Linked DNA regions of Homo sapiens: regions 1 and 3 are each linked to region 2. Evidence: chromatin contacts called from ENCODE Hi-C or POLR2A ChIA-PET data. All regions are on one chromosome and are shown on one strand. The core of a region is the stretch at or near the end of the contact, and the rest is flanking DNA. Distances in the headings are between cores, read along the strand shown. Region 1 has its middle 41 kb from the start of DARS1. Region 2 has its middle 210 kb from the start of CXCR4. Region 3 holds the start of MCM6 (minichromosome maintenance complex component 6).

Evidence for each region. Hi-C counts contacts between places; a loop is a spot of excess contacts on that map. ChIA-PET counts read pairs that join two places held with the same protein, here RNA polymerase II (POLR2A). Pooled maps may share reads with other maps.
Region 1: a loop to region 2 is called in a map with no recorded cell type, with 2.2 times the contacts of the local background. The contact joins two enhancer-like sites. A Hi-C loop is called at or near these places in 2 of 37 single-sample maps with no recorded cell type and 2 of 50 pooled maps.
Region 3: a loop to region 2 is called in a map of CD4-positive, alpha-beta memory T cell, with 10 times the contacts of the local background. The contact joins the promoter of MCM6 here to the enhancer-like site in region 2. A Hi-C loop is called at or near these places in 1 of 168 maps with a recorded cell type or tissue (CD4-positive, alpha-beta memory T cell), 1 of 37 single-sample maps with no recorded cell type and 10 of 50 pooled maps. POLR2A ChIA-PET finds 5 or more read pairs at or near these places in 5 of 52 experiments (A673, CD4-positive, alpha-beta memory T cell, OCI-LY7 and 2 more).

Annotation. Positions count from the first base shown.
Region 1 is chr2:136,024,413-136,027,960 of GRCh38, forward strand. No RefSeq gene overlaps it. Among named protein-coding and RNA genes, the nearest start is that of DARS1, 41 kb to the left of the region's middle. Within about 2 kb of position 1,264, at least 3 of the 41 ENCODE cell types and tissues checked have a DNase peak (open chromatin) inside an H3K27ac peak, as active enhancers do.
Region 2 is chr2:136,325,599-136,329,142 of GRCh38, forward strand. No RefSeq gene overlaps it. Among named protein-coding and RNA genes, the nearest start is that of CXCR4, 210 kb to the left of the region's middle. RefSeq lists an enhancer at 1,720-1,849. Within about 2 kb of position 1,938, at least 9 of the 41 ENCODE cell types and tissues checked have a DNase peak (open chromatin) inside an H3K27ac peak, as active enhancers do; they include OCI-LY7, where a contact is called at or near this core.
Region 3 is chr2:135,874,943-135,878,326 of GRCh38, forward strand. It overlaps MCM6 (minichromosome maintenance complex component 6), which reads right to left and starts at 1,501. Exons shown (of 17, transcript NM_005915.6): 1 at 1,317-1,501. The coding sequence starts at 1,423. RefSeq lists enhancers at 591-1,126, 896-1,025, 1,716-1,775 and a silencer at 1,096-1,255.

The sequences.
Region 1 (3,548 bases), core at 14-2,513, 300 kb before region 2:
ACACTTGGGGACCCCAGCTGAGGAGGCATTTCACAATGGTAATAGTATTTATTTATTTTTTTAGAGAAGGTCTTATTCTGTCACCTAGGCTAGAGTGCATGATCACGGCTCACTGCAGAGATCAAGGCTCACTGCAGCCTCAAACTCCTGGGCTCAAGCCATCCTCCCGCCTCAGCCTCTATAGTGGCTGGGACTACAGGCTCAGGCCACCATAACTGGCTAATTTTATTTTTATTTTTTGTAGACACAGGGGTCTCACTTTGTTGCCCAGGCTGGTCTCGAACTCCTAGACTCAAGCAATCTTCCCACCTGGGCCTCTCAAAGTGCTGGGATTACAGGCATGAGCCACCATGTAAAGCCTGGTATTGGTATTTAAAAAGCCAGATAGCATATTGTTATCGTCACGCATTCCTCCCTCATTAAGTAAGGATTTCTATCAAATAGCTGATGTAAGAACACTCTTTGTCCATGTTACACTGTTGAAGAAAAATAAACTCATACCTTGGGATGTTTTTCCTTTGAGAGGAGACCCCTTCCAGCTTTTACATTAGGAGAAATTGCTTCTTAGTGTGATTTGAAATCTCTTTTCCCACTTCACCACTGAATTTCCCGGAATCCAAACATGATGCTGAACACAAGGATATGGGGTAGAGGGTGGTGAGTTACATGTAACTCTCTTCAGCGTTTGGGGAATCCCAAAGACTTTGTGCTGCCTCCGCCCTCTGAGTTTTGGGAGTTTGGCAGACACCTTAGAAAACCTCCCTTCAGCCCTCAGGTTTGAGTTCCCTAGCAACGGCAGCCTTAGAAACTTGAGAGAGAGGGATGGGTGTTGGGGGGATGGTTGAGAAAGAGATAAGAAGAGATGACTGAATAGGCCTGGGATTTTACGCGCAGTGCTTAATTGAGAGTGAGGGGAGCGGGTGGGAAGGACTGCTCAAGCCCGCCGCCAGTGATCTCATACCAACCAAAAGGCAAGCGAGGGCCTGGCTGCCAGCTGAAAGGAACAAAGGCGGTAGGTGGGTGGAAGTGGCGGAGGGAGGCAGACAACTCGTAAAGGCTGGCGAGGCCCAGAGTTCTGGCCCTGGGAGGAAACGCATCCCAGCCTACAAAGGCTCCGGCCCGAAGAATGGCCTGGCGTGTAATTCAATGCAGGCCCAGTGACCACACTGGAGTTGTAGCCTTTTGTATTAGCGACAACAATGGAGGGGGAGAAATCAGGCCACAGGCTCGCGGTGCAGACTGGCTGGTGCGGATGTCTTGGCCCTGGCGGCAACGTGAGCTGCCTGTCAGGCCGTTGCCCGGCAACTGGACGCCGCCCGATCGCGCCTGCAGAGCGCACTGAAAGCCGCCGCAGCCGGGTTGAAAGGCATAGCCGCGTGGTTCACAGGCCGGTCCCGGGGAACAGGAAACAAAGGACAGGGAGCTGAGGCAGGGATTGCGTGGGATCAGGAGAAGGCCTCACACCGTGCGAGGGGGGACATTGGGAACCCCCTTTTCTCAAGGCCCTGAATTGGTGCTCTATCTTAGCCCAGCGCGTGAACTGCTTGAACAAATACAGCTCTTCCTCCATCTTCAAGTTCGCACAGCATTCCTAGCCCAGATGTTGTATTCCATTGTCTGCCTATTGTGTGAAAGACATAAATAACCCCAGACAAACAACAAAAACAAACCTTGTTTAAGTGTCCAGCTGAAATTCATTTGTGAGTCAGGAAAATTTTCCAAAGTAGAACCTACCATGCACCTGGTGGATAAATAGATGGAGGCTCACCATACGAAAATACATTTGTTAAATGTAGTGTGGTTCCTGGATTGCATCGTGAAATTGGAAACATTGGTGCTATAAAGCCTGTCCTTTGGTTAATAGTAATGTAACAACATTAATTTCTTAGTTTAGACCCCGAGTCAGCAAGCTTTTTCTGTAAAGGAGCAGAGGAGATACTCTGGGGCTTGTGGTCCAGATGGTCTGTGTGCCACTACTCAACTCGGTCACTGTAGAGCTAAAGCAACCAGACAAATATATAAAGGAATGAGCATGGCTCTATTTTAGTAAAAGTTTATTTTTAAATTTATCATTATTATTTTTTTGAGACAGAGTCTTGCTCTGTTGCCCAGCCTGTTGCCCAGGCTGGAGTGCAATGGCAGAGCTCACTGCAGTCTTGAACTCCTGGGTGCCAGCAATCCTCCTGCCTCAGCCTCCAAAATAGGTAGGACTACAGGCACACTTCACTGCCTGGCTAATTAAAAAAATTTTTTTTTTGGTAAAGATAGAGTCTCACTATGTTGCCCAGGCTGGTCTCAAACTCCTGGCCTCAAGTGATCCTCCTGCCTCAGCCTCCCAAAGTGATGGGATTACAGGTGTGAACCAACTTGTTTGGCTAAAATTTTATTTATGAGCACTGAAATTTCAGTTTCATATAAATTTTACATGCCATGAAGTATTAGTCTTCTTTTGATTGTTTAACCATTAAACATTTAATACTCTTTGCTCTCAGGCCCTACAAAAACAGACAGTGGGCTGGATTTGGCCTACAGGCTGCTACAGTTTGTTATTCCCTGGTTTGAACAAATGAACCAAAGTTATGTTAAATGTTAACATTAGGAGAAATTGATGAAGGGTATACAAAAACTCTCTGTACTCTCCTTGCAACTTCCTGTTCATCTAAGGTTATTCCAAAATAAAAAGCTGGTTTTAAAAAAGTATTTAATTGGAAAGCTTTTTAGATGGAATGTTTAGAAAGAGATTTGTTGTTGGGGGAGTAAATCAGGATTTGGGGTGTGTGTGTGTGTGTGTGTGTGTTTTGGAGACATGAAGGAATGTTTTTCTTGTTATTTGTTGACATATGGTACTAAGACCTCCCAAAATGAAACTCCTTGCTACACCACTGTATTGGTAATCAAGCCATTAACATCAAACAGCCTGAAAACAAAATAGCATTCCAATTACACAGAACTCTTTGACCCTGAGGGTTAGGCGAACAGTTTCAGCTCACAATGAACCAGGATGGGAACACTGGAACAAAGAATTAAACTTTTTGCTCCAATAGGAAACTAGAAAATTGTCGGCCAGCTTATTTTTAACTGCACGTGCGCGCGCGCACACACACACACACACAGACACACACAAACACACACAAACACACACACACACACACACACACTTCCGGCTAACATCTATGCCAAACAGCATACACAAGACTTTGATTTACAAACCAGGATCTATATTCTTTTCCAGATTTTACTAGTTGTGTGAATACAAACTTTCCTTTATGTTTGTCCAAAAATAGTATGATATGAGACCTACTCCTTGCTTTCCTTCAAATTGAGCTCTTAAACATTATATCTTAGGCTGGGCACTACCAGTTATTAAGAACGGATGATGATTAAGATCTAGAGACCTGCTATACAATTTAGTAACTATAGCTAACAACACTATATTGTGCACTTTAAAATATGTTAATAGGACAGATCTCATTGCAAGTGTTCTTACAAAATAATAATAATAACAAATAAACACAAGGAAATTTTTGGAGATGATGGAAATATTACAT
Region 2 (3,544 bases), core at 688-3,187:
GAATGAATGGCTGAATGAAATGATACAGTTGATAGTGTAAGACTCTACAAGCAGCAAAAGTCTTGACTATAAAAGATACTTCCTTAAAACTGAGAAGAAGATATTCATTTTTGTCCCCCACTCCCCGGATTTTCATCTCTTAGCCATTCTCCGCATTCCTCCAAAATGTGTCCTGTTTGGCAGGATCTCATGCTCTACTTTCTTGTTCTACATTTTCTGGAGTCTAAGCCTACCTTCTCTTCTCTCATTCTTCATTCCTCTATCCACCCATCTATCCTGTCATCTACCCATCCAACCGTCCATTTGTGAGAAATAAAATTTAAAAGCTGTTGGAACCCAAAAAACACTTTGAGAGATGTGAGTGTGATTTGAGTCACATAGAGTTGCTATTTTTGTTTCTCAGATTATAGATTAACTATTTTTCTTATTTTTCTTGTTCTCTATCATGGCTAGAGGCAATTAAATGACCTCAAGGACAAAAACCTCCTGCCTTCTAAATTAATGACCATTGTTACAGACTAACTTCCCCTGTGTTGTGTTGCTTTGCTTAGACCAGATGACAGACAGCCCATGACTATTACACCCTCTGTAAAAGGTGACAAATGCACCCTTTACAAAAAGAAACTGCCTATAACCAATCAAGTTGCTGTAACTATGTGACAACTTTATGAAAAATGCTGTAATCCTGCTAAAAACTCCTCTGTCTCTGTCTATATAAATGAAACCTTAACTTCTGTATTTTAAACTCTGACTCCATTTCTTTGGAATTGGTGTTTCCGGGTAGGCCATCCTCAAACTGCACTTGAATAAACTCTTTGAAAGTTGGGGTTCCGGCTGGGCATGGTGGCTCAAGCCTGTAATCCCAGCATTTTGGGAGGCTCAGGCAGGTGGATCACCTGAGGTCAGCCTGACCAACATAGCGAATCTCCGTTTCTACTAAAAATACAAAAAATTAGCCAGGCGTGGTGGCAGGTGCCTATGATCCCAGCTACTCGGGAGGCTGAGGCAGGAGAATCACCTGAACCTGGGAAGCGGAGGTTGCAGTGAGCCGAGATCAAGCCATTGCACTCCATCCTGGGTGACAAGAGCGAAACTCCTTCTCAAAAACAAACAAACAAACAAACAAACAAACAAACAAAAAACAGAGAAAGTTTGGATTCCAACAGCTTTTAAATTTTGTTTTTCACAAATGGGTGGTTCTGACTCTTTAGATTATTTTATAATATTTTATTATAGGTTGACACATCCATCCATCCTCCCATCCATCTATCCATCCATCCATCCAACCAAACATTCAGGTAAACTAATGTAAACCAGAGTGTTATTGGCTTTAAAAATCATAACATTACATTGTTCCCAGTTGAGAGAATTTCTGGCATAATAACAGACTAAAGGGGTAGATATTGAGGGAGAACACAGAGTGGGTTTAACTATCTTATGTTCTCTACTTAATCAATAGCTGGTTAACTTAAATCTGTTATGCCAGGATAAAAACAAATTTGAAGATGGTTCTGCTCAGTCCACAGTCACTTCTGCCTAGTTGCTATCATTATAGAATGTGAAATAAACTGCAGCTGTGGCCACAAAGTCCCTTTTGCTGAGGCTGGGAGGGCCCAGGTTGCAGCAGATGCGGAGGCCTCTGCCAGGCACCTGCCCTGGTCTTGCTGCTGACCTCCTTGCAGGGTTTCGGTGGTGGGGCTCCTCCTGTGGTCAGGTCACTGGGATTTCGAATACGATCTGTCCTGTCATCACTTTCACTTTGATTAGCTTCATTCTGAAGAACTTTCGACAGCATTCGCAAACATGGGTCGGCATGAGAAAACCAGTTCCTCTGTATAGGACTGATTTAATCTCTTTGTATAGAGGCTGATCTTGGGAAAAAATACACTCCTGTTTACGTCAAACATACAGGACGCGTCAGCCCACAGCCACTCTCAATGCTTCCTGGGTTTTCTTGGTGGGGGCCCCTCTGCATCGCTGGGACAGTGAGTGAAGAGATTGGCCCTGATGTGTCAGTCCCTGCTGGGCTTGGTGCTGTTGTCTCTGGGTGTAATCAAACAATCTGTATCTTAGTGGGACATCCTGCTTGCTCTGTGTGACTCAGAGCTCTCAGGCAGCTGGTTGAAGCTTTGTTTATAGTAGTGCCACCCACTCACTCCACACCCCCGACTCCCTATAAACTACTCCACAGGTGGCCAGACTTTTGGTGCAAATAAAAGTTTGTCAACTGTTGCACCCTTTCTCCTGTCTTTTTTTTTTTTTAACTTATCTAAACAAAATTAAGCTGTGGGGAGTTCATTAATAAAAGGTTTCTTTTACAACATTATTGGCACTCTGCAAGGCGCTTTGGAGGAGAGTGGGAAGATCAATATTACCTAGAGTAAAATAGCAGGGCAGATATTACTCAAGGGAAATCGGTTCTTAATAAGAGAGAGAATATGGATTTCTATCCGGGCAGTCAGTTTGAATATGATGAAACAGTGTGTTAGAGTCGGCGGTCTAGTAATTATCTGAGAAGTCTTAGAGACTATAAATGTGTGTGTGTGTTATAAAAGAACAAACCAAAAAACCTCTCAGCCAAAGCTTTTCAGAAATAAAAAGCAAGTATTTCCACAGATGACCAGACACCAAAAAATTAGAACAATGTGAATCCATTAAATGACAAAAGTGCAGAGCATCACACAGAAATGGTGTGATGACTTCCTGCGTTTGCCTCTGGGAGGGAGGCAGAGAACAGGGAGAAAATGCAGGCTTCTAGATGGGACCGCTAATGAGAAGCCATTCCTCTTCTTTAAGCCTGGGTCTTTTACTTGTCTCTTGGACGCTTCGTGAACATGTGAAAACGGGCAGAAAGCGCAGTGGAATGGTACTGAGAGCACACCAATTTAATGGGGTGCAGGTTACTCTCCATCCTTGTCATGTGAGCCAATTAACCTTCCGGCTGTTGAAATGCAACTGGCAGTTAATTGGGCCATTGTTGAGAACAGTGCAGAGGCCTTAGTACCATTTGCAAATTGCTGAGATAGGAATCTCTGGATGGCTCCTGGGATGAGGGCAAACCAGTTCAGCTGCAGCTATGGTGGAACCTTGGCTCTTAGGCCCAAGGAGTTTCCAGGTGACCCCTGGAAGTCCCAGTGCATTGCAGTCTTAGCACATTGCTCGAGAAGGTGAGGGAGAAGAAGAGAGAAATGAAAGAAAATTTCCAGATGAAGAAAAGACAGGAAAGACAGAGGAAGAAAGGAGGGAGGGAGATTGAATAAAAGAAAGAGGGAGAAGGTGAAGAAGGAAAGAGAGAGAGAGAATATATATAACGCTTTTAGGTGTTACCTTTGATCAGGGCGATTGACCAAGGTCAGCTTTCTTCAACGTGTATTCAGAGGAGGGCTCATGTCCTATAAGGTATTCATTGGTGTTTTACGGGGGAAATTTTTAAAAAGTGGGGCAGGGAAATCCACTGGTCCCACCCATTTGGGAAGTGTTTGGTTCAGCAGGTTTCTCTGGTGTAGCTCCTCTCAGAGCCTTTCGTAAACTGGAGTGCATTATG
Region 3 (3,384 bases), core at 251-2,750, 450 kb before region 2:
CCACTTATATGAGGTACCTAGAGTGGTCAAACTCATAATGAAAGGAAGCAGAGTGGTGGGTGACGGTGGCTGAGGGAGAGGGTAACGGAGGAGAGTTCGTGTTTAATGGGCACAGAATGTCAGTTTGGAAGATGAAAAGAGTTTGGAGCCGGACACGGTGGCTCACGCCTGTAATCACTTTGGGAAGCCCAGGCGGGGGGATCACCTGAGGTCGGGAGTTCAAGACCAGCCTGACCAACATGGAGAAACCCCATCTCTACTAAAATACCAAATTAGCCGGGCGTGGTGGCGCATGCCTGTAATTCCAGCTAGTAGGGAGGCTGAGGCAGGAGAATAGCTTGAACCCGGGAGACGGAGGTTGCGGTGAGCTGAGATGGTGACACTGCACTCCGGCCTGGGCAACAAGGGCTAAATTACGCCTCAAAAAAAAAAAAGTTTGGAGATGGGAGAGTGGTGACGGCTGCACAACGAGGTGAATGCACTTAGTGCCACTGGACTCTACACTTAAAAATGGCTAAAATGGTCAACTTTGTTATGTATATTTTACTAAAAAAGAACTTCAAAAGCCATTCCAAACTGCTGACCCTTCATCCTGGAGGCCGTGGTGTATCTGCTCCAGGAAAAATAACCGGTGGGTGAGGCAAGCCAGGGAGGAGGTTGGGGTTATGAAGCTAGGAGCCCAGAGGCACAGAAAAAAAGAAGAGTAGAGAAAGGAAAGGAAGGCCAGAGGGAAAGGGGAGCAAGGGACCCAGAAGAAGGGATATGGTGAGCTACTCTCTGCAGGGCAGGGCTCCGCCCCCCAGCAGCTTTCAAACCACAGTTGACGCAGAAACTTTCATCAGCACAAGAGGCGAGGGTGGCCCGTGCCCTGCGAACCCCCAGCACCATGCTCCCGGCTGCGTGGCCCAGCAGGGCACCGACGAGATTCAATGGCACTTCGGCCTCCCACTCGACCTGGCCGCACCCAGCGGCCCAGTTACTATACTCAGCGAGCCCAGGTTTCCGCGCCGGTCACCGAGGGCTGTGCAAATACCAGGCTCGCGGGGTGGTGAGCATCAAGTGACAGAAGCAAAGCGCTGAGCACTGGGCACGAGCGTCTTAGGGCTCGAGATGGGTTTTACTCCAGAAAAACCCAGCCTGTCCCAGGCTCCTCGCGGCCGCCGGGCTCGGAGCCTAAAGTTGGGGGGCGGGCGGGGAGGCGCTTCCCGGACGCGCGACCCCCAGGTTCCGGAACACCCGCCGCCCACACGGCACCGCCTGGCCCAGACGCCGCAGGCTCCGGAGGCGGGCGAGGCCCGGGGCGCTCGCCGACTTACTCCTCCAAGAAGTCCAGGAACAGTTTCTGGCACTTCTCGGCCACCTCGTCGCGGACCTCCAGGTGCTGGCTGCCGGCGCCCGGCTCCGCTGCCGCCGCGAGGTCCATATTTGCTTAGTGCCGAGGATTCGCCTGCGCCACGCTCGACCGCCACAAGTCGCTTTTTTCCAGACGCTGCAGCTTTGCGCGCGCCGCCGCCGCTTCCGCCCCGCCCCCTCTTCCGACCTGCACGGCCGGAACCAATCGTGACACAGGAGCTGGAGATTTCGCGCCAAACCTGACCAATGAACGGCGCCTCTCCAAGAGCCCCAGCCCACGGAAAGGGATTTCGCGCCAAATGCAAAGCCCTTCTGGAGAAAGCCCATCTGCCTTTGCGCCTGCGCAGTGTAGCCGTGGCCCGCGGGTATTTTTGGCTGCTGGAACAAGTTCGAATCTGAGGGTTTTGTCCGAGTGGTTTTTCAAATGTTCTTTAAATCATTCCACTGATATTAATTGAACGATCGGAGTAAGACTCTATGGAAGAGAAAAATGAGTAAGCCGCTTCTGCTGTCTAGTTAGAGGAAATAATGGAAACCACAGTATAAAACCCTGTAAAAGAGTCAAAGAGATGTCTAAACCTTGCATGGGTAAGGTGGCACAATTATTGTGGTGGTGCTGACCGAGGAAAATCAGCGAAATATTTGACATTGGCCGGGCGCGGTGGCTCACAACCTGTAATCCTAGCACTTTGGGAGGCCGAGGCGTGTGGATCACCTGAGGTCAGGAGTTCGAGACCACCCTGGCCAACATGCAGAAACCCCATCTCCCCTAAAAATACAAAAATTAGTCGGGCGTGGTGGTGCACGCCTGTAATCCCAGCTACTCGGGTGGCCGAGGCAGGAGAATCGCTTGAACCTGGGAGGAGGAGGTTGCAGTGGGCCGAGATCGTGTCACTGCACTCCAGCCTGGGCAACACAGTGTGACTCCGTCTCAAAAAAAAAAAAAAAAAAAAGAAAGAAAAAGAAAAAGAAAGAAATATTTGACACTTTGATTAATCTTTTTTTCTTTTTCTTTTCTTTTTTTTTTCAGATGAAGTCTCACCCAGTCGCTCAGGCTCGAGAGCAGTGGCGCGATCTCGGGTCACTGCAACCTCCAGCTCCCGGGTCCAGGGGATTCTCCTGCCTCAGCCTCCTGAATAGCTGGGATTGTAGGCGCCCGCTACCATGCCCAGCCAATTTTTGTATTTTTAGTAGAGACAGGGTTTTCGCCATGTTGGCCAGGCTGCTCTCAAACTCCTGACCTCAGGTGATCCGTCTGCCTCGACCTCCCAAAGCGCTGGGATTACGGCCGTGAGCCACAGCGCCCGGCCTTAATACCCTTCTTAAAATGCACTATTGGCTTGAGTTATCCTTATGTTTTTTTCCCCCATCTTTCCCTAACCATTTCACTTGGTTTTTCTGCCATCTCTTTGGCCATTCCTGATTAGCATCCTTTGTAGGCGCCTCTCCTTCAGTGAGTCTTTTAAATGTTCTGGTTCCAGAGCCTTCTTTTCCCGTAAAGTCGCTCTCTTGGGCGACCCTTTACACTCCCTTGGCGTTAATTAACATCTGGGTACTGATGATATCTATATGTGTATTTCACCAACCAGTACCTTTTTTTGGCCTCCAAGACATTAAGAGAAACGGGGACCACTTCCATTTTTTGAGGCTTGTTGCATATTAAAAATATTTTTTCTTTCTTTTCTTTTTTTGAGACGAGGTCTTACTATGTTGTGCAGGCTGACCTTGAACACCTGGTCTCCAGCAATCTGCCTGCATCCGCCTCCCGAGTAGCTGGGATTTCCTGCCACCACCAAATCCAACTTATTGAAAAATTTTTTCTTTTTCTTTTTTTTCTTTCTTTTCTTTCTTTCTTTCTTTCTTTTTTTTTTGGAGACAGAGTCTCGCTCTGTCATTAGGCTGGAGTGCAGTGGCAGGATCTCGGATCACTGCAGCCTCTGCCTCCCAGGTTCAAGCAATTCTTCTGCCTCAGCCTCCTGAGTAGCTGGGACTACAGGCGCACACCGCCACGCCCGGCTGATTTTTTTTGTT